2 separate regions of the Homo sapiens genome follow, and region 2 is linked to region 1. Evidence: read pairs that join two places in POLR2A ChIA-PET (ENCODE). Cell type or tissue: OCI-LY7. All regions are shown on one strand. Links, peaks and the distances in the headings refer to the core of each region. The heading gives the core; the rest is flanking DNA. Region 1 overlaps EFCC1 (EF-hand and coiled-coil domain containing 1). Region 2 has its middle 21 kb from the start of CNBP.

What was found. ChIA-PET counts read pairs that join two places held together with the same protein. Peaks named below come from ENCODE experiments on the same cell type or tissue, not always from the same donor. Only the 100,000 strongest peaks of a DNase experiment are listed, where the experiment ranks them.
Region 2: POLR2A ChIA-PET joins it to region 1 with 5 read pairs; 5 of 35 experiments call an interaction of 5 or more read pairs at or near these places.

What each region holds. Positions count from the first base shown.
Region 1 is chr3:129,022,848-129,032,384 of GRCh38, forward strand. EFCC1 (EF-hand and coiled-coil domain containing 1) reads left to right here. Exons shown (of 8, transcript NM_001377500.1): 3 at 7,856-8,013. It also overlaps a transcript of CFAP92 not described here. Among named protein-coding and RNA genes, the nearest start is that of EFCC1, 26 kb to the left of the region's middle. RefSeq lists a silencer at 4,229-4,718. In OCI-LY7, for the core only: CTCF peaks have their summits at 1,303, 1,520, 4,452 and 4,652; DNase peaks (open chromatin) are centred at 1,294 and 4,354; H3K4me3 peaks cover 1,736 bases; H3K27ac peaks cover 2,087 bases.
Region 2 is chr3:129,200,467-129,210,003 of GRCh38, forward strand. No RefSeq gene overlaps it. Among named protein-coding and RNA genes, the nearest start is that of CNBP, 21 kb to the left of the region's middle. In OCI-LY7, for the core only: no CTCF peak of the experiment used is centred there; no DNase peak of the experiment used is centred there.

The sequences.
Region 1 (9,537 bases), core at 881-8,880:
GTGGGAGTCGCGGGCCGGAAAGCACAGGGCAGGGAGGTTGGGCCTTTGCCATACTTTTCCAGCACCGGTTCCCAAGCTGTGGTTTGGAGCTGAGAAGTCTCCAACTTCTCCTCACAGTTGCTAGCCTCTCTTGAATGGACAGAGAACAGCCTCGGGTTCAGAGGCAGACAGAAAATAAGATCTAGCTAGAACTGACTAACTGTGTTTCATTCTTGCTTTATGTATTTTTAGGGTGTTAAAAGGAAAACTTTAGACATATTAAATTTAACAGAGTTTATCTGAGTAAAGAACAAGTCATGAATTGGGCAGCTGTCAGGGACAGCAGAGGTTTGGGGAGCTCAGCCTGCTATTTGTTACAAATATATGCTTCTAAATTAGAGTTTGATTTCTTCACATACTAAGTTCGGCTTCAGATCATCACTCAAAGTACAGAGACAGCCTCAGGCTAATGGCCTCTTGCTTCTTTTTTTTTTTTTTTTTGAGACAGAGTCTTGAGTCTTGCTCAGTCACCCAGGCTAGAGTGCAGGCTAGAGCGCAGTGGTGCGATCTTGGCTCACTGCAAGCTCTGCCTCCTGGGTTCACGGCATTCTCCTGCCTCAGCCTCCCGAGTAGCTGGGACTACAGGCGCCCGCCACCATGCCTGGCTAATTTTGGTTTTGTATTTTTAGTAGAGACGAGGTTTCACCATGTTAGCCAGGATGGTCTCGACCTCCTGACCTCATGATCCACCCGCCTCGGCCTCCCAAAGTGCTGGGATTACAGGCGTGAGCCACCGCGCCTGGCCACCTCTTGATTCTTAAATTTAACAATGGTTACTATTTATGGCAAGAGATGCTGGGTTTTCATTATTGGTTATAATATTTACCACTACATAAAATATGTATTAGTAAATAAAAGGACAAATGACCAAAAATGTCTGCAGCTTAGGAATCTGCATTATCCTATCACGTAGGGTCCACCCCTCTCTGAGGTGCACAGAGGGCTTAGCCCCATTCCACAGGACAAAGCTGATAGGAACTGGGAATGGTAGGACTCAACCCATGTCTTGTGGCTCCAGATCTAGTGCTCTTCCTTCTCTGTCCTTTCTGGAACAATCCAAGAGCAGGTGAATAGGTGATAGGAGTAAACTGGATGCTTACCCAGGCTCTGGTCTTGTCCCTGGCCTGGCCTTTCCTTGCACTTCCACCCCTAAATCCCATTCATTCATTTGACAAACCTTCATTGGGCCACTCAGTCCCTGTGCTAACTGTCCTCAAGGAAATCCCAGTCTGGTGAGAGAGAAACACCATAACACACCACACGAGGGCTCTAGGAGCCAGGAGAGGTGTCTTATTCATATTTATTTGTTCTGCTGTAACAGAATACCACAGACTGGGTAATTTATAAAGAAAAGAAATTTGGGGCTGGGTCTAGTGGCTCACACCTGTAATCCCAGCACCTTTGGAAAGCCGAGTCAGGCAGATCACTTGAGGCCAGGAGTTCAAGACCCGCCTGGCCAACATGGTAAAACCCTTTCTCTACTAAAAATACAAAATTAGCCAGGCATGGTTGCACACACCTGTAGTCCCAACTACTCGGGAGGCTGAGGCAGGAGAATCACTTGAACCTGAGAGGCAGAGGTTGCAGTGAGCCGAGATTGCACCACTGCACTCCAGCCTGGGTGACAGAGCAAGACTCCGTCGCAAAAAAAAAGAAAAAAAAAAAGAAAAAGAAAAACAGAAATTTAGCTAAGGGTTCTGGAGGCTGGGAAGTAAAGGGCATGTCACATCTGGCCATAGGCTTCTTGGTGCACCGTTCCAGGGAAGAAGGTAGAAGAACAAAAGAGGGAGAGAGGGAGACAAACGCATTCCTGTATCTGGAGCCCACTCCTGCAGTAATGGTGTGGATCCACTCGTGAGGGCAGAGCTCTCATGGCCTGATCACCTCTTCAAGGCCCCACCTCTCTACACTGTTGCATTGGGGATTAGGTTTCCAACACGTGAACTTTGGGGGACACATTCAAACCATAGCAGAGGGAGAGGTGAGTTCTGAGAAAGTGACATTTTTGTTGGGGTGGGAGAACGAAGAACCAGGAGGATTTTCTGGGCACTACTTGCTGGAGCCAAACCCAGCGGCCACTCTTTGGGTGGTCAAGTGGGTGATGGCACACTTCACTGAGGGAGGGAGGAGCAGATGGAGGAAGACCAGGACAAGTCCAGGTGGCATGAGAGGCTGTGAGAAGCCTGTGGGACATCCAAATAGAGGTGCCACAGTTAAGTTCGGGCGCTTGTCAGGAACTGGATCTGAGCCCGAGGTTCAAGAGAGAGGCCAGAGCTGGAGATAAGAAGTAGGAAGTCATGGGCACGCAAAGCCATGGCGTTGGCTGAGACTCCTCCTAGAGCGAGTGCACACTGAGGAGAGAAGAGGTCCTCAGAGGGCATCCCAGGGCTCACCGGCATTAGGGGTCGGGACGGAGAGGCAAAATGGCGAAGAGTGCCAGGGAGGCAGGAGGAATCCCAGAGGAGAGCAGTCTCCCGGAAGCCACGGGAAGAGTGTGTAAGCGAGGGAGGAATCTGATGTCCAATCCTTTCTCTTTAGGCCAAGTCAAATGCGTGCTGAGAACTGGCCATTGGGCTTGGCAGCCCAGTGCCGTGGGTGATGTGACGGGGACCAAGACATGATTGGGGCAGCATGTGTAGTAGGCACAGTGCTTTCAAGTTTTCTGTCAAGTAGGGCAGAGTAAGGGTGGTAGCTGGGAAAGTCATATGGTCAGAGGATGTTTTGTGTATTTGCTTGTTTGAAGGTGGAGCTATTATAGCATGTGAGTGTGATGAGGGGTGGCTGATCTGCTGAATAATCCAGCAGAGAGAGGGGCAATGGGAGAAGCAGTTGAATACTGGTCACTAGACAACAGTAGCACACCCCAGGGCTCCCTGAGGAAGCACTTGTTCCATTTCTCTGTAGCCACATTTTACTTCTTGGAAAATTCCAAAGAGTGTCCTCATCTGTCCTGCTCTCCAGATGGCTCTGTTCTCTTCCCAGCTTCACTGCCTGTGACCTGGAGTTACCCACTGACAACGGCAGCTGGGCCGGGTCATTCCAGAGCCTGCCTTCCAAGCTTCCCTTGTGCCTGGCATGTGGGCCTGGAGCCTCCCGCCTGAGTGCAGACCCCACCTCTCCCGCGGTGCGGCTCCAGCAGCTTCCTCCAGCTCTTAGTGCTTTGGTTTCCTCCTCTGTAAATGGAGATAATGACCTTACCTGTTATAGGGTTTTCATGAGGAAGATGTTTGAAATATTGAGAACAGCTTTCAGAACATTCTGAAGGGTTTAGTTGGTATTGTCGTTGCTGTCCGTGCAGGAAGCTGTGCCTGGAGCAGGCTTTCTAAGACACATGCAAGTGCTAGGAGGTGGAGTGTGGGGATCCAGTCCACCCCAGGCAGCCTGTGCCAGGAAACATTTAAACAGGCCCCTGGGGGTAAAAGCTGTCCCTCCATCTCATTTTGCTTGTTGAAACCCTTAAATGATTTAGGGAATAGAAGAAGCAGCAGCATCTCATAGTGGAAAGATTTCAATATTAATGTCTAATTCAACCTCCAACTGTATTCACAATTCCAGCCGCTGAAGTCCCTTACCTGCTGACATACCTCCTCTGCCAAGAAGCTCACTGCCTTCCACAGCACATCCATCATTCTTCATCAGCAGTTCCTGCGAGAAAGTTGTTCCTCCCAGTGAGCTAAAATCGCCTCCCTTTGATTACCAACTCCCATCTTTGCTGTCTCACCCCAGTTAAACACCTCCCTATGGGGCCATATAACCAGGTACCTGCCTCTACCCTTGAGTCTTGGAGACAGTGACCTTATTCCCTTGTGTCTTTTCTTCTCCAGGCTGTAGTCTGGAGCCTGTGGAGTAGGGAGATACTGGCACCTCCCCAGTGAGATCTCAACTATTATGACCTAAGCTGTAGTCACGCGGTCTCACATTGAAGCAAGAATCCCCACCCGGGGGTTTTCACACTGGTTGCTGCTAAGCAACGTGCCCATTCTCGGCTTGCACTGGGGGACCCTGAATGCAGGATTTTATGAATCAGAGTCATGGGCTCAAAAAACACGAAATTCCAGGGTTAGCCCTGGCTTTAGGCAAAGCCTGATCCAGCAGCTCAACTGATGTTACTAAGGGTCCTGTTTCTTTTGCCGTCATCTTTGGGCTCTATCTGCAGCCCCCAAGCATCTCCGGACGGCCCCCTCAGAGGCACAACTTCCCGCTTCGTCGGTCATCATGCTCCGCGCCCTCAGGCAGTCAGCGAAACGCCGGAAACGCCTGCAGACGCCTGCAGACGCTCCTTGTGTTTCATTGGCTACCCGTGCAGCCCTGGGCCACTCACGGTGGCCAGGGTGGGGTTATGCTGATGAGCACGGGGAGGCCCCGCGGGCGGCGGCGGTGCTCGCAGCCGAGGTGCCGGCGGGGAGCTGGCCATGGGGAGGCGCTGCAGGGGGCCCCGGCGCCCGTGCCCCGTTTGGGCTGTGCGCGCTGCCGGCTGGCTCCCCTCTTGGGCTCGCGGGCCCTCCAAGTGCCAAGTCCACCTGACGGAGCCCGGGCCGGGAGCCCGCGCCCCTCACCTGCCCAGACTCTCCGCGGGGGCTCACCCCAGTCACGCGGATCAGCCGCGGGAGGCTCCCTGCCTGCCCCTCCTGGGTGCTGCAGGGCTTCCACCTGCGCAGTGAGAGGCTCAGCAAGGGGCCATGGCTCCGAATGGCACCTCCCGAGCAGGGGTCTTTGTGTTCCAATAATATTTGGTCATAGGAAGTCCACTCAGCGAGTCCATGTAAAACATGTAAAATGGGGACTCAGGGCGGGTGCGGTGGTCCACGCCTGTAATCTCAGCACTTTCTGGGGCCGAGGCGGGCGGATCACCTCAGGTCAAGAGTTCGAGACCAGCCTGGGCAACATGGAAACCTCGACTCTACTAAAAATACAAAAGTTAGCCGGGCATGGTGGCGGGCGCCTGTAGTCCCAGCTACTTGGGAGGCTGAGACATGACAATCGCTTGAACCCAGGAGGTGGAAGTTGCAGTGAGCTGAGATCGCGCCACTGCACTCCACCCTGAGTGACAGAGCAGGACTCAATCTCAGTAAATAAATAATAAAATAAAAATAAAATGGGGACTCTTTGGAGATTGAAAAATAAAGCTACAATGTATGAAAATGAGTTGTCATACTATTTAATAAGACCAGGTAATATTTTCAGCCATTTCATTCTTTTTTTTTTTTTTCTTTTTTGAGATGGAGCCTCACCTTTTCACCCAGGCTGCAGTACAGTGGTGCGATCTAGGTTACGGCAACCGCCACCTCCTGGGTTCAAGCTATTCTCCCGCCACAGCCTCCTGAGTAGCTGGGATTACAGGTGCCCGCCACCACACCCAGCTAATTTTTGTATTTTTAGTAGAGATGTGGTGTCACCATGTTGGCCAGGCTGGTCTCTAACTCCTGACCTCAAGTGATCCATCTGCCTCGGCCTCCCAAAGTGCTGGGATTACAGGTGTGAACCACCGTGCCCAGTCTAGCCATTTCATTCTTAAAAAAAATAATCTCCATGACTGGAGTACAGTGCTCTCATTCTTAGACCAAACACAGAATGACTTAGGACTTTTATTCCTTTTGGAGTGATTTTTCCAACAAAACTGTGAGAACACAGTGGTGCACGCTTACCTTTATGGGTTTTGTTTTTTTGTTTTTGGAAGTTTTCTTTTTGCAGCTTTACCATGAGGAGGGTCCCTTTTGCAAAAATATCTCAGGCCTTTGTTGGCTTTTCTTTTTTCTTTTTTTTTTCTTTTCTTTTGAGACAGAGTCTTGATCTGTCGTGAGGCTGGAGTGCAATGGCATGATCTCAGCTCACTGCAACCTCCGCCTCCCAGGTTCAAGCGATTCTCCTGCCTTGGCCTCCCGAGTAGCTGGGATTACAGGCACGTGCCACCACACCCAGCTAATGTTTCTATTTTTAGTAGAGATGGGGTTTCACCATGTTGGCCAGGCTGGTCTCAATCTCTTGACCTCGTGATCCACCCGCCTTGGCCTCCCAAAGTGCTAGGATTACAGGCGTGAGCCACTGTGCCCAGCCTCATTGGCTTTTTTAAAGGTTTTCTTCGTGCAGCAGAGCACTCTCCTGATGCTCCTGGCTGGTGCTCATCCTGCTGGTTTTCACTTCCTCGGTTGTATTCCAGTCCAGCCCTGCCACAGCCCCGCATCAGTGGCTCTGCCTGCGATTCGAGTTCTCCCGTGTCCCCCTGACCAACACCACTCGGCCTCCCCTTTTCCAAGATGTGGTTTTGCTTCATATTGGGTTCTATCGGGTTGTTACGACGAGATGGATGAGGGACAGATGCTAGTATAAAGTGGCCAGTTTAATAAGTGGCCCATTTATTAGTGAATATTTGCATGTTATGATAGATTTTTCTTTCTCCCCTATCTTGTAACTGCAGGGAAATGGAAAATGAATATTCAAAAGGTCAGGCCCTTAAAATATCAAGAAAAGTGATTGGTGGGGTGTAATGTAGGTTCCCCAAAGCCCAGAGAAGGGAGATGTTTCAATTAAAGGCTTTCGGGGGCAAGGAACAGAAATGCAATTTAAACTAGTTGGGTGTGGTGACTCACATCTGAAATCCCAGTGCTTTTGGAGGCCAAGGCGCTGGAGGATCTCTTAAGACCAGGAGTTTGAGAACAGCCTGGGCAACACAGTGAGATTCTGTTGTTTTTTGTTTTTTGGTTTTTTTTTTGAGATGGAGTCTGGCTCTGTTGCCCAGGCTGGAGTGCAGTGGTAGATCTCGGCTCACTGCAGCCTCCACCTCCTGGGCTCCCAGGTTCAAGCGATTCTCCTGCCTCAGCCTCCCAAGTAGCTGGGATTACAGGTGTGTGCCACCACACCCAGCTAATTTTTATATTTTTAGTGGAGACAGGGTTTCACCATGTTGGCCAGGCTGGTCTCGAACTCCTGACCTCAGGTCATCCACCCGCCTCTGCCTCTCATAGTGCTAGGATTACAGGATTCTGTCTCTATTTAAAAAATTAAAAAAAAAAAAAGTAGGCTAGGTGCAGTGGCTCATGGCTGTAATCCCAACACTTTGTGAGGCCGAGGCAGGCAGATTGCCTGAGCTCAGGAGTTCGAGACCAGCGGAAGCAACATGGCAAAACCCTGTCCCCACAAAAAAATACAAAAATTAGCTGGGTGTGGTGGCGCATACCTGTAGTCCCAGCTAATTGTGGGGCTGAAGTGGGAGGATCGCTTGAGCCCGGGAGGTTTGGCTGCAGTGAGCCAAGATCATGCCACAGCACTCCAGCCTGGGTGACATAGAGACCCTATCTCTTAAAAACAAACAAACAAACAAAAAGTAGCTGAAACAATGAAAACTTTTTTTAAAATTCCCCTATAATAAGAAGTACAGAGATGGGTGGCCCTAGGGCTGATGAACTCAACAGCTAAAAGACATTAAGGCTTTTGTTCAGCTATTCAGTAATTCTCTCAGACATTTTTTCATGTCACAAGATGGCTGCTGCAGCTCCAAACATCACATTCTCACATGACAATGTCTAAAGGCAGGAAGGAAGGGGCATTTCTTTTCCTAGAGGTTTTTTTTTATAAGGATGAAAATCCGTTGCAGAAGATTTTGCCTTGAGTCCCATTGGCTAAAACTGGGTTCCATGCCTGTGCCCTAGCTGCAAGGGATGCTGGGAATCTGAGTATCTAGCACTTCCTCCTGGACTGTGGGAAGCTGACTCTGCCAGGGTGACAATGGGTGTTCATAGACAGCTTGCCCATGTACAGTGGGGAATGGAAGAGTCCTGTACTCTCCTCCTCAATGCCTGTGTCTCTCCCACGGCTGCAGGTCAGAGGATTCCCAGCTCCCAACCCCGCAGCTAGCCAACCCAGAGCCAGGAGACAAGAGTAATGAACCTGAAGATGCTGGGACCAGAGACCCAGACCCCACTCCAGAGGGAGCCTGGCAGTCAGACAGCAGCTCTGGAAGCAGAGCCCTGGATGAAGGTTTGTCCCCTGTGCGCCCAGTCTTCCTGCCAGGCTCACAGTCCCTCCGGCTGTGCTCAGCCCTGCTCTCAAGGGCCTGTCTGCATCCATGCTACCACCAGCCTCCAAACAGAGCCCACTCCCACCAGGTGCTCAGGCTGGGCTGGGGCCCTTTTCCCCAGCCCCATCATCCTAAGAACCTGGGCCTAGAGAATCTGGGGTGTGTAGAGCCATCAGGAGGTCAGGATACACTGAGATGTTCCCAAACTTGCCAGGTGGCCAGGGTCACCTTTAAAAGCATGGATGCAGGCTGGATGTGGTAGCTCACGCCTGTGATCCCAGCACTTTGAGAGGCTGAGGCGGGTAGACTGCTTGAGCTCAGGGGTTCGAAACCAGCCTGGCAACATGGCAAAAGCTGGTCTCTACCAAAAATACAAACAAATTAGCCCAGTGTGGTGGCACATGCCTATAGTCCCAGCTACTCGGAGGGGGAGTGGGGGCTGAGGCAGAAGGATCACTTGAGCCTGGGAGGTAGAGGCTGCAGTGAGCCAAGATTGTGCCAGTGCACTCCAGCCTAGGTGACAGAGTGGGGCCCTGCCCCCCTAAAGAAAAAAGAAAAACATGGATGCCCAGGCCCACCCCGGATCTCTGCATGTGATTCTCTGGGGTGGTGGGGGTGGGGTCATAAGCCTGGTTTTGTTTTTAAACAGCTGTATCAGTTAGGACATCGTTTGTCTCCCAGTGTCAGATCATTCAGCCCAAACCGGCTTAAGTTAAAAGAGAATGTATTGGTTCACATAACTTAAAAAGTCCACACAAGCTTCAGGCACAGCTGAAGTGTCAGCAGCGCAGCTGTCTGGACCCCTGGCCCTGCGTTGCTCTACAGTGATTCACTTCACAGCAGGCACTCCCCTCATAGTGGCAAGATGGTCACCAGTGGCTCCAGGCCTGGTCCTCTCAACTCCCAAGCCAGAAGCATGGAGGGCATTTCTCTTCCCTGCAAGTTTTGAGTCCAAGTCTTGGGTTAACTCCAGTGGCTCCCACTGGGTCCCTTGCCCTTCCTGAACTAGTTGCAGAGGAGGCTGCACTCAGCCTGGCCGGGCCTGACTCAAGTGCCCCTGGAGCTGGGTGGAGAGGAAGAGGAGGGAGTGGGACTCCCCTGGGGACGGGGATGGGGACTGAGGTTGGGCAGCAGAACACCAGGGGGCCACACAGACCCCCAGGCTTCCTGATGCTGACACAGGTGGGAGCCCACCGTCAAGGCCAAGCAATACTGTGGACCGCAGACAGTCACATGTGTCACACCCCCTTCCTCCACACTACTCCAAACATTAGACGCCTGTAGTTCCCTGAGCATTGAAAATCTGTCCATCCTGGTGCCTGTACCGTGAGGAGCCCACCCCAGCTCCTAAGAGACTGGCTTGGCCTTTCCTGACTGGGGTTGGTATGGCCTAAAATGGAAATAACACTTACCTCTGAGACCACAAACAGGGCCTGGCTTGTGTCATCTTAGAAAACAGGGAAGAAGCCAGGCACGGTGGTTCA
Region 2 (9,537 bases), core at 1,084-9,083, 180 kb after region 1:
GGCCAGGCTGGTCTCGAACTCCTGACCTCAAGTGATCCGCCCGCCTCGGCCTCCCAAAGTGCTGGGATTACAGGCATGAGCCACCGTGCCCGGCCACTTGCTGGTGATTCTGAAGGATCTGTCCTTTGCGGTGTCCCTCCTTGCTCTCCAGAATCTTCGCTTCAACTCCCATCTAAGATGAAAGGAGCCAACTAAGCTCACTTCGGGGCAGCTGGTCATTGCCTTTAGGGAACACGAGATTAGCGTTGCCAGATATCTGACCTTTTGGCAGAAGTTAAAATTCTTGATATTTTTGAGAATCTTCTAATTTTCAACTGTTGGCAACTTATTTAAAAGATTGTTCTGGCCAAATGAAACCCATTAGCAGGATGGATTTTGCCCACAGACCACTGGTGACTGATGACACATTTTCAAGCTTTACCCCTCACGTCTTTCTCTCTCGTTTTTTTTTTTTTGTTTGTTTGTTTGTTTTAAGATGGAGTTTCACTCTTGTTGCTCAGGCTGGAGTGCAATGGCACAATCTCGGGTCACTGCAAACTCCGCCTCCCAGGATCAAGCAATTCTCCTGCCTCAGCCTCCCAAATAGCTGGGATTACAGGCATGTGCCACCACGCCCAGCTAATTTTGTATTTTTTTTTTTTAGTAGAGATGGGGTTTCACCATGTTGGCCAGGCTGGTTTCTAACTCCTGACCTCAGATAATCCACCCGCTTTGGCCTCCCAAAGTGCTGGGATTACAGGTGTGAGCCACCACACCCAGCCCTCACCTCCTTTTTGAATTTGGGACTTGTATCTTTACTTAAAATTTGGATAGATTAAACCGGGCATTTCCACACACTGTTCAAATACAACTCATTTAAACTACAATGTACTTTACCAAATATACAAACAAGCAAACAAAACCAGCTTATCATTTTAAAGTCTGTGTCAGCCACCACTCATCTGTTAGTCCAGATTAGAAGCCTTGGAGTCATCTGTGGTCCTTCTCTCTACTTTGTCTCTCACCTGCAATTCCTTCCTTAAGCACCAAATGCCAGGTATTAAGCTAAACACTGAGGATACAAAGCTTAGCCAGTGGTGGTGTGGGTGCTTGTACTCCCAGCTTACTTAGGAGGCCAAGGCAGGAGGATTGCTTGAGCCCAACAGGTCAAGTCTGCAGTGACCCATGATCGTGCCACTGCACTCCAGCCTGGACAACAGAGTGAAACCCTGTCTCTAAAAAGTAAAATATAAAAATAAAACTAAAGTTGAAAAGACAGCCCAGGCCAGGCTCTGCAGCTGTTAATGTCTATGGGTAGAAGGCAACAAGTATTTACAAAACAGTATTTACCAAGTATTATAACAGACATATACAAAATGCCACATGATCTTGTTTAATCCACACAATAATCTTGTGAAATAGTGTCTTTTTAATAACAGCTTTATTGAGATATAATTGACATACCATAAAAGCCACCCTTTTAAAATGTACAATTCAGTAGGTTTTAGTACATTCATAGTGCCATGACATCAAATTAGTTGTTATCACTAATTCCAGAACATTGGGTTTTTTAAAAATTTTGATAGAGATGAAGTTTCACTGTGTTGCTCAGGCTGGTCTCAAACTCCTGAGTAAAGTGATGCAAAGTGCCTTGGCCTCCCAAAGTGCTGAGATTACAGGTGTGAGCCATGGTGGCCAGCCCAGAACATTGTTTTGAGCAGTTTTAAGTTCATAGCAAAATTGAGCAGAAAGTACAGAGTTCCCATTCATTCCCTGCCCCCACACATGCATAAACAAGGATCAGCATCTCCACTAGAGTGATAGATTTGTTACAATCAATGAACTTTCACTGATTCATCATTACCCCCAAAAGTTCATAATTTACATTAGGGTTCACTCTTGGTGCCATACATTATATGGGTTTGGACAAAAGTATAACGATATGTATCCACTTTTGTAGTATCATACAGAGTGGTTGTCACTGCCCCCAAAATCTCTGTGCTCTGCCTATTCATCACTCTCTCCTAATCCTTGGCAACCTGGACTTCTCCGTATTTTTGCTTTTCCAGACTGTTATGTACAGTATTTGGAATCACACAGTATGTAGCCTTTTCAGATTGGCATCTTTCACTTAGTGATACGCGTTTATGGGTCCTCCATGTCTTTTCATGTCTTGATAGTTCATTTTTTAGTGCTGAATGCTATTCCATTGTCTGAATGTACTACAGTTTATCCATTCACCTGCTGAAGGACATCTTGGTGGCTTCCAAGTTTTGACAATCATGAATAAAGCTGGTATAAGCATCTGTGTGCAGGTTTTTTGTGGACATATTTTCAGTTCATTTGGTTAAATAACCACAAAGCAAATTGCTGGTTCATATGGTAGGAGTATATTTAATTTTTGTAAGAAACTGCCAAATTGTCTTCCAAAGTGTCTGTACCATTTGCCCTTCCCCTGAGCAATGAATGAGAGTTCCTGTTGCTCAACATCCTTGTCAGCATTTGATATTGTCAGTGTTTTAGATTTTGGCCATTCTAATAGATGTGTAATAGTATCTCATTTTTGTTTTAATTTGCAATTCCCTAAGGGCATATGATATATAGTTTGGATATTTGTCGCCACTCAAATCTCATGTTGAAATGTAATCCCTAATGTTGGAGGTGGGGCCTGGTGGAGGGGTTTGGGTCATGGGGCAGATCCCTCATGGCTTGGTGCTGTCCTTGCAATGGTGAGTGAGTTATCATAAGATTGGTTGTTTAAGCGTGTGGCACCTTCCCCCTACACTGTCTTGCTCCTGCCTTCACCATGTGATGATGTGCCTGCTCCTGCTTCACCTTCCATCATGAGTGAAAGCTCCCCGAGGCCTCCCCAGAAGCTGATAAGATAGATGCTGGTGCCATGCTTGTACAGCCTACAGAACTGTGAGAAATTAAACCTCTTTTCTCAATAAAATACCCAGTCTCAGGTATTTCTTTTCTTTCTTTTTTTTTTTTTTTTGAGATGGAGTCTCACTCTGTCGTCCAGGCTGGAGTGTGGTGGCGCAATGTTGGCTCACTGCAACCTTCACCTCCCAGGGTCAAGTGATTCTCCTGCCTCAGCCTCCCAAGTAGCTGGGATTACAAGTGCATGCCACCATGCCCAGCTAATTTTTGTATTATTAATAAAGATGGGGTTTCACCATGTTGGCCAGGCTGGTTTTGAACTTCTGGCCTCAAGTGATCCTCCTATGTTGACCTCCCAAACTGCTGGGATTATAGGTGTGAGCCACCATGCCCAGCCTGGCTACTTTTAAGTTTCCATTTCTCTCCAGCAATAACTAATCTTTTCATTCATTATGTCTGTTGTAACCTTTAACATATTGATAATAGTTGCTTTATATTTAAATTTTTGTTAATTTATTTAGAGATGGGATCTTGCTCTGTTGCCCAGGCTGGAATGCAGTGGTACAGTCATGGCTCACTACAGCCCTAAACTCCAGGAGTCAGGTAATCTTCCTGCCTCAGCCTCCTGAGTAGTTGGGACTACAGGCAGGAGCCACTGTGCCCAGAGTGTCCTCATACCTTAAATGCACAATTTCTGTTGCTTACAGTCCAATAACCATTACTGAGTGCTATAGAAATACCAAAAAAACATACATTTTGAAAACAGTCAGAACAGGGTTTGAATCAGGACTTTATCTTGGAGCAAGTTCTTCAACCTCTGTGAGCTCAGTTTTCTTGTCTCCAAAACATAGATCATCTTCACATGACTTTGTGAGGCTTAAATGAAATGAGATTGCATATGTAAAAGTGCCCAGCTCAAGCCTAGTATTTACTGGCCACTGAATAATTATTAGTTTCATTCCCCCTGTACCTATATTATACAAAAAACAAAAGAGGCATTAAAATAGACATCATATTTCTTCATGTGAAAAGCTGTTTTATACGGTTTTATACACAGTTTGAATAGGTAGGAATAATATACAAATTCTGATCAAAATCATAAAATAAAGCTAGGAAATTTTAATTAGTTGAAACTTTAGAAAAACTAAGTAAATAAACTAAATAACTGAATAAATTTAGAATTAAAAAGTAGATATTACCCGAATTTTGGTATGTAAATGAATGTAAAAAACATATAGCCAAAATCACATTAGCAAAAATTCTGTTTCTGCATCAGCCCTGAACCTGCATTTGCTTATAAGTAACATGGTAATTTAACAGGATTCATTTAATTCTTGGCTCCTACTAAAGAGACACTGTCCCTGCCCACGGGCTACACTCCAATAGAGAAGAATACAGAACCAAATGCAGTAGAACTCTGGCAAATGATTCAATAATTCATTCTTCAGTTAATAGGGTTGCAAAAAAAAAAAGTACACTCAGCAAACATTTATTGAGAACCTACTGTGTGACAGGCATGTTCCAGGCACTGCAGATGACACAGAGGATCATCTGGCTTATGGAGTTGTTGTTGTTGTTGTTGTTTTTGACACAGGGTCTCTCTCTGTTGCCCAGACTGGAGTGCAGTGGCATGATCTCGGCTCACTGCAACCTCTGCCTCCCAAGCTCAAATGATCCTCCCACCTCAGCCTCCCCAGTAGCTGGGACCACAGGTGTGAGTCCCAGCTAATTTCTGTATTTTTTGTAAAGATAGGGTCTCCCTATGTTGCCCAGGCTGGTCTCGAACTCCTGGCTTCAAGCAATCCACCCACCTTGGCCTCCCAAAATGCTGGGATGATAGGTGTGAGCCACTGTGCCCAGCCTTATGGAGTTTACTTTACCAGGGCTGTGTTTAGAGAGAGCTTTGCCAAAACATAAACACACAAACACTGCCAACGGGAGAATGCCACGTAGTGAGGTAAGCAAACAATGGCAACAACAAAGTTCTCCCGCTCTCAGCCAAGAAAAGCCCAACTCTATGCCTTAGCAGAATGACCAAGTAACACTGTCCTGGACCTTCAGGGTCACCAGAGAACAGGCCAAACTAAGACTGCTTCAGCCTACAAATGACAAGAGCCTACCATACAAGCAGAGTATTCTATGACACCAGGACACGCTAAAGCCATGTGGGCCTCTGTGGTCTAGGTTTGCCTCTCCCTGCAGCCACATGGGCTGTGGAGAGTTTTTGGGAGTTTCCTGCCTTCATGCCCTGCACATACTCTGCCTGGACCACTCTTGTGCTTGCCGTTCCTGCCAACTCCCAGGTGAACCACGCATCCTTGGGTCACAGTCTTTGCAGGCAGTGACCCACACACCCTCAGGAGGAGATGCCCTGGCAGAGCCCCGCCCCCACTCCATCAGGTATGCTATGTACTGGGCTGAAAGGTTCTACAGAAACACATGGGGGCTTCCCCACCAGGATGGCTGCTCCTAGGACAGGACTGGGTCACAAGTATTTTCTGTCTCCCTAGTGCTGGCCTAGAGTAGGTGCTTACAGCCATTTGTTAAATTGAAAGGGACAAGTGTACAAAGGCAGGCTGAGCCTGTCATCAGCCTGGCCACATTGTGTACGTGGCAGAATGATGGCCCTGGATACTGACCCCCTGCGCCCACTGCATCTGACACCGAGTCTGACTTAGAACTTTAATCTGGAAGGATTTTTTTTTTTTAATTTCTAAGTCTCCACCTCACCACTTTTTTTTTTTTTTTTTGAGACCAAGTCTCACTTTGTTGCCCAGGCTGGAGTGCAGTGGCATGATCTCAGCTCACTGCAACCTCCACCTCCTGGGTTCAAGCAATTCTCCTGCCTCAGCCTCCTGAGTAGCTGGGACTACAGGCATGTACCACCATGCCCAACTAATTTTTGTGTTTTTGTAAAGAAGGGGTTTCACCATGTTGGCCAGGCTTGTCTTAAACTCCTAACCTCAAGTGATCCCCCAGCCTGAGCCTCCCTAAGTGCTAGGATTACAGACGTGAGCCACTGTGCCCTGCCCACCTCACTACATTTTAAGTTGATTTTTTTAAAAGGGTCAGTGTTCATTAAAGGAAGACTAAACAGATTTCTGGTTGTTTTTGTTGTTGCTGTTTTAGAGACAGGGTCTCCCTCTGTTGCCCAGGCTGGAGTGCAGTGGCACAATCCTAGCTCACTGAAACCTTGAACTCTTGGGTTCAAGCGATTCTCCCATCTCAGCTTCCCAAGTGGCTAGGACTACAGGTATATACCACCATGCTTGGCTAGCAGATTTCTGTTTTACAAGCCAAGGCCTTCTGCAGCTTTGGAGTGGATTCTCTATCTGAATGTTTTATTGTGGTAAAATATACATAATGGCCGGGCGCGGTGGCTCACGCTTGTAATCCCAGCACTTTAGGAGGCTGAGGTGGGCGGATCACGAGGTCAGGAGATCGAGACCAAGGTGAAACCCCGTCTCTACTGAAAATACAAAAAAATTAGCCGGGCGTGGTGGCAGGCACCTGTAGTCCCAGCTACTCGGAGAGGCTGAGGCAGGAGAATGGCGTGAACCCGCGAGGCGGAGCTTGCAGTGAGCAGAGATGGCGCCAATGCACTCCAGCCTGGGCGACAGAGTGAGACTCCATCTCAAAAAAAAAAAAAAAAAATATATATATATATATATATATATATATACACACACACATACATATACATATATATACGTATATATATATATGTGTGTGTGTGTGTGTATATATATATACACATAACATAAAATTTACCACTTTAAGTGAAGAGTCCGGTGGCACTAAGTACATTCACATTGTTGGGCAACCGTCACCACCATCCATCTCAGAACTTTTTTGTCTTCCTCAACTGAAACTCTGTCCCCATGAAACACTAACTCCCCATTTTCCCTTCCCCCACCCCCTAGCAACTGTCATTCTGCCTTCTGTCTTTATGAATTTGACTACTCTAGGGCCCTCATGTAAGTAGAACCATACAGTATTTTCCTTTTGTGACTGGCTTATTCACTTAGCATGATGTCCTCAAGGTTCACCCATGTTGTAGCTCATGCTCAGAATTTATTTCCTTTTTAAGTCTCTAGTTGAATTCTTATCCCTTCATTTCGCTTCAAATTAAAACAACACAAGTCAGCCCTGATTTTGCAAACAAATGTGCCAAAGTGACATAAAGGCACGATGCAGCCTGAGAGGCCTGTCCACGCTGGCTGCCAGCCACTGTCTCCAGAGGCTGCCTTTGCAAGGATGGTCACTTGGATAAGGGGCTTGAAGCTCTCCCTATTGATGGTGGCTGAGAAGTAGCAGAACGTTAAGTTTTCTTTGCCAAAACAGAATCTAAATTGTGCTGAATCAGAGCAACTATAAACATTGTTTGCTTTTAAATATTTTACTTTATCCAGCAGGCTTTCAGATAATCAGCTTGTGTTCTGGAACTGTCTTTCTGAGAAATAAACACAAATGAGTTGGCAGAGTCCACGTACAAAATATCTCAGGCTGTCCCAGCCTAGGACAAGCCAAGTAAATATAAATCATGGATTTTATAGCATTATATAAATCTTTATAAAAGGAATGCATTAATTGATTCAAGGACATTTGTAGTCTATATGAAACTAGCAATACATAAAATATTTTATGTTTTTTTCTTATACTTTAATATTCTACTCTCTCTCTCTCTCTATATATATATATATATTTTTTTTTTTTTTTTTTGAGATGGAGTCTCGCTCTGTTGCCCAGGCTGGATGGAGTGCAGTGGCGTGATCTCGGCTCACTGCAACCTCCGCCTTCTGGGTTCAGGCAATTATCCTGCCTCAGCCTCCCAAGTAGTTGGGACTGCAGGCGTCTGTCACCACGCTTAGCTAATTTTTTTTTTTTTTTTTTTGAGACGGAGTCTCCCTCTGTCACCCAGGCTGGAGTGCAGTGGCGCGACCTCGGCTCACTGCAACCTCCACCTCCCGGGTCCAAGCGATTCTCCTGCCTCAGCCTCCTGAGTAGCTGGGACTACAGGCGCATGCCACCACGCCTGGCCAATTTTTGTATTTTTGGTAGAGACAGGGTTCCTCCATGTTGGCCAGGTTGGTCTCAAACTCCTGACCTCAGGTGATCTGCCCGCCTTGGCCCCCCAAAGTGTTGGGATTACAGGTGTGAGCCACCGTGCCTGGCCAGCTAATTTTTGTTTTTATTTTTATTTTATTTTATTTATTTATTTTTTTTTTTGAGACGGAGTCTCACTCTGTTGCCAGGCTGGAGTGCAGTGGCACGATCTCGGCTCACTGCAACCTCTGCCTCCTGGTTCAAGCAATTCTCCTGCCTCAGCCTCCCGAGTAGGTGGGACTACAGGCGCACGCCACCATGCCTGGCTAATTTTATTTTTTTATTTTTTTATTTTAGTAGAAACAGGGTTTCACCATGTTGCCCAGGCTGGTCTCGAACTCCTGAGATCAGGCAATCTGCCCGCCTCGGCCTCCCAAAATGTTAGGATTACAGGTGTAAGCCACTGTGCCCAGCCTATTTTATTTTCTTTGAGATGGAATTTCGCTCTTGTCACCCAGCCTGGAGTGCATTGGCGCGATCTCTGCTCACCGCAACCTCTGCCTCCCGGGTTCAGGCAATTCTCCTGCCTCAGCCTCCCAAATAGCTGGTACTACAGGCATCCGCCACCATGCCTAGCTAAGCTTTGTTTTTATTTTTATTTTATTTTATTTTGAGACAGAATTTCACTCTTGTCACCCAGGCTAGAGTGCAATGGCACGATCTCCGTTCACTGCAACCTCCGCTTCCTGGGTTCAAGCTATTCTCTTGCCTCAGCCTCCTGAGTAGCTGGGATTACAGGCTCCCGTCATCACGTCTGGCTAATTTTTGTATTTTTAGTAGAGATTTGAATTCCTGACCTCAAGTGATTGCCCACCTCAGCCTCCCAAAGTGCTGGGATTACAGGTGTGAACCACCGCACCCAGCCCTCCTATATAGATATATTTCATATAATATTTTCTAAGTACAGTAATTTTATCACCTCTTCTAGTCATCAGTTAATCAAACCGAAGTCAAAGAAATAACTGCTGGTGTCTCTAGAAAACAATCCAACCAGGCCAGGCGCAGTGGCTAATGCCTGTAATCCCAACACTTTGGGAGGCCGAGGCGGGTGGATCACTTGAGGTCAGGAGTTTGAGACCAGCCTGGCCAATATGGTGAAACCCCGTCTCTACTAAATTTACAAAAGTTAGCTGGGCGTGGTGGTGGGTGCCTGTAATCCCAGCTACTCGAGAGGCTGAAGCAGGAGAATCGCTTGAACCTGGGAGGCAGAGGTTGCAGTGAGCCGAGATCATACCACTGCACTCCAGCCTGGGCGACAGAGCGAGACTCTGTCTCAAAAACAAAACAGAACAAAACAAAAAGTTAAACATAGACTTACCATATGACCCAGCAATTCTACTCCTAGGTGTATACCCCAAAGAATTAAACACAGGGACACAAACACCAATGGTCATTGAAGCATTAGCATTGTTCACAACAGCCAAAAGGCAGAAACAACTCATGTTCATCAATAGATGAACAGGTACACAAAACACGGTATATACTCTTCAATGGAAGATTACTTGGCCTTAAAATGGAACGAAAATAGGAAATAACAAGTGGTGGCAAGAATGTGGACGAATTGGAACC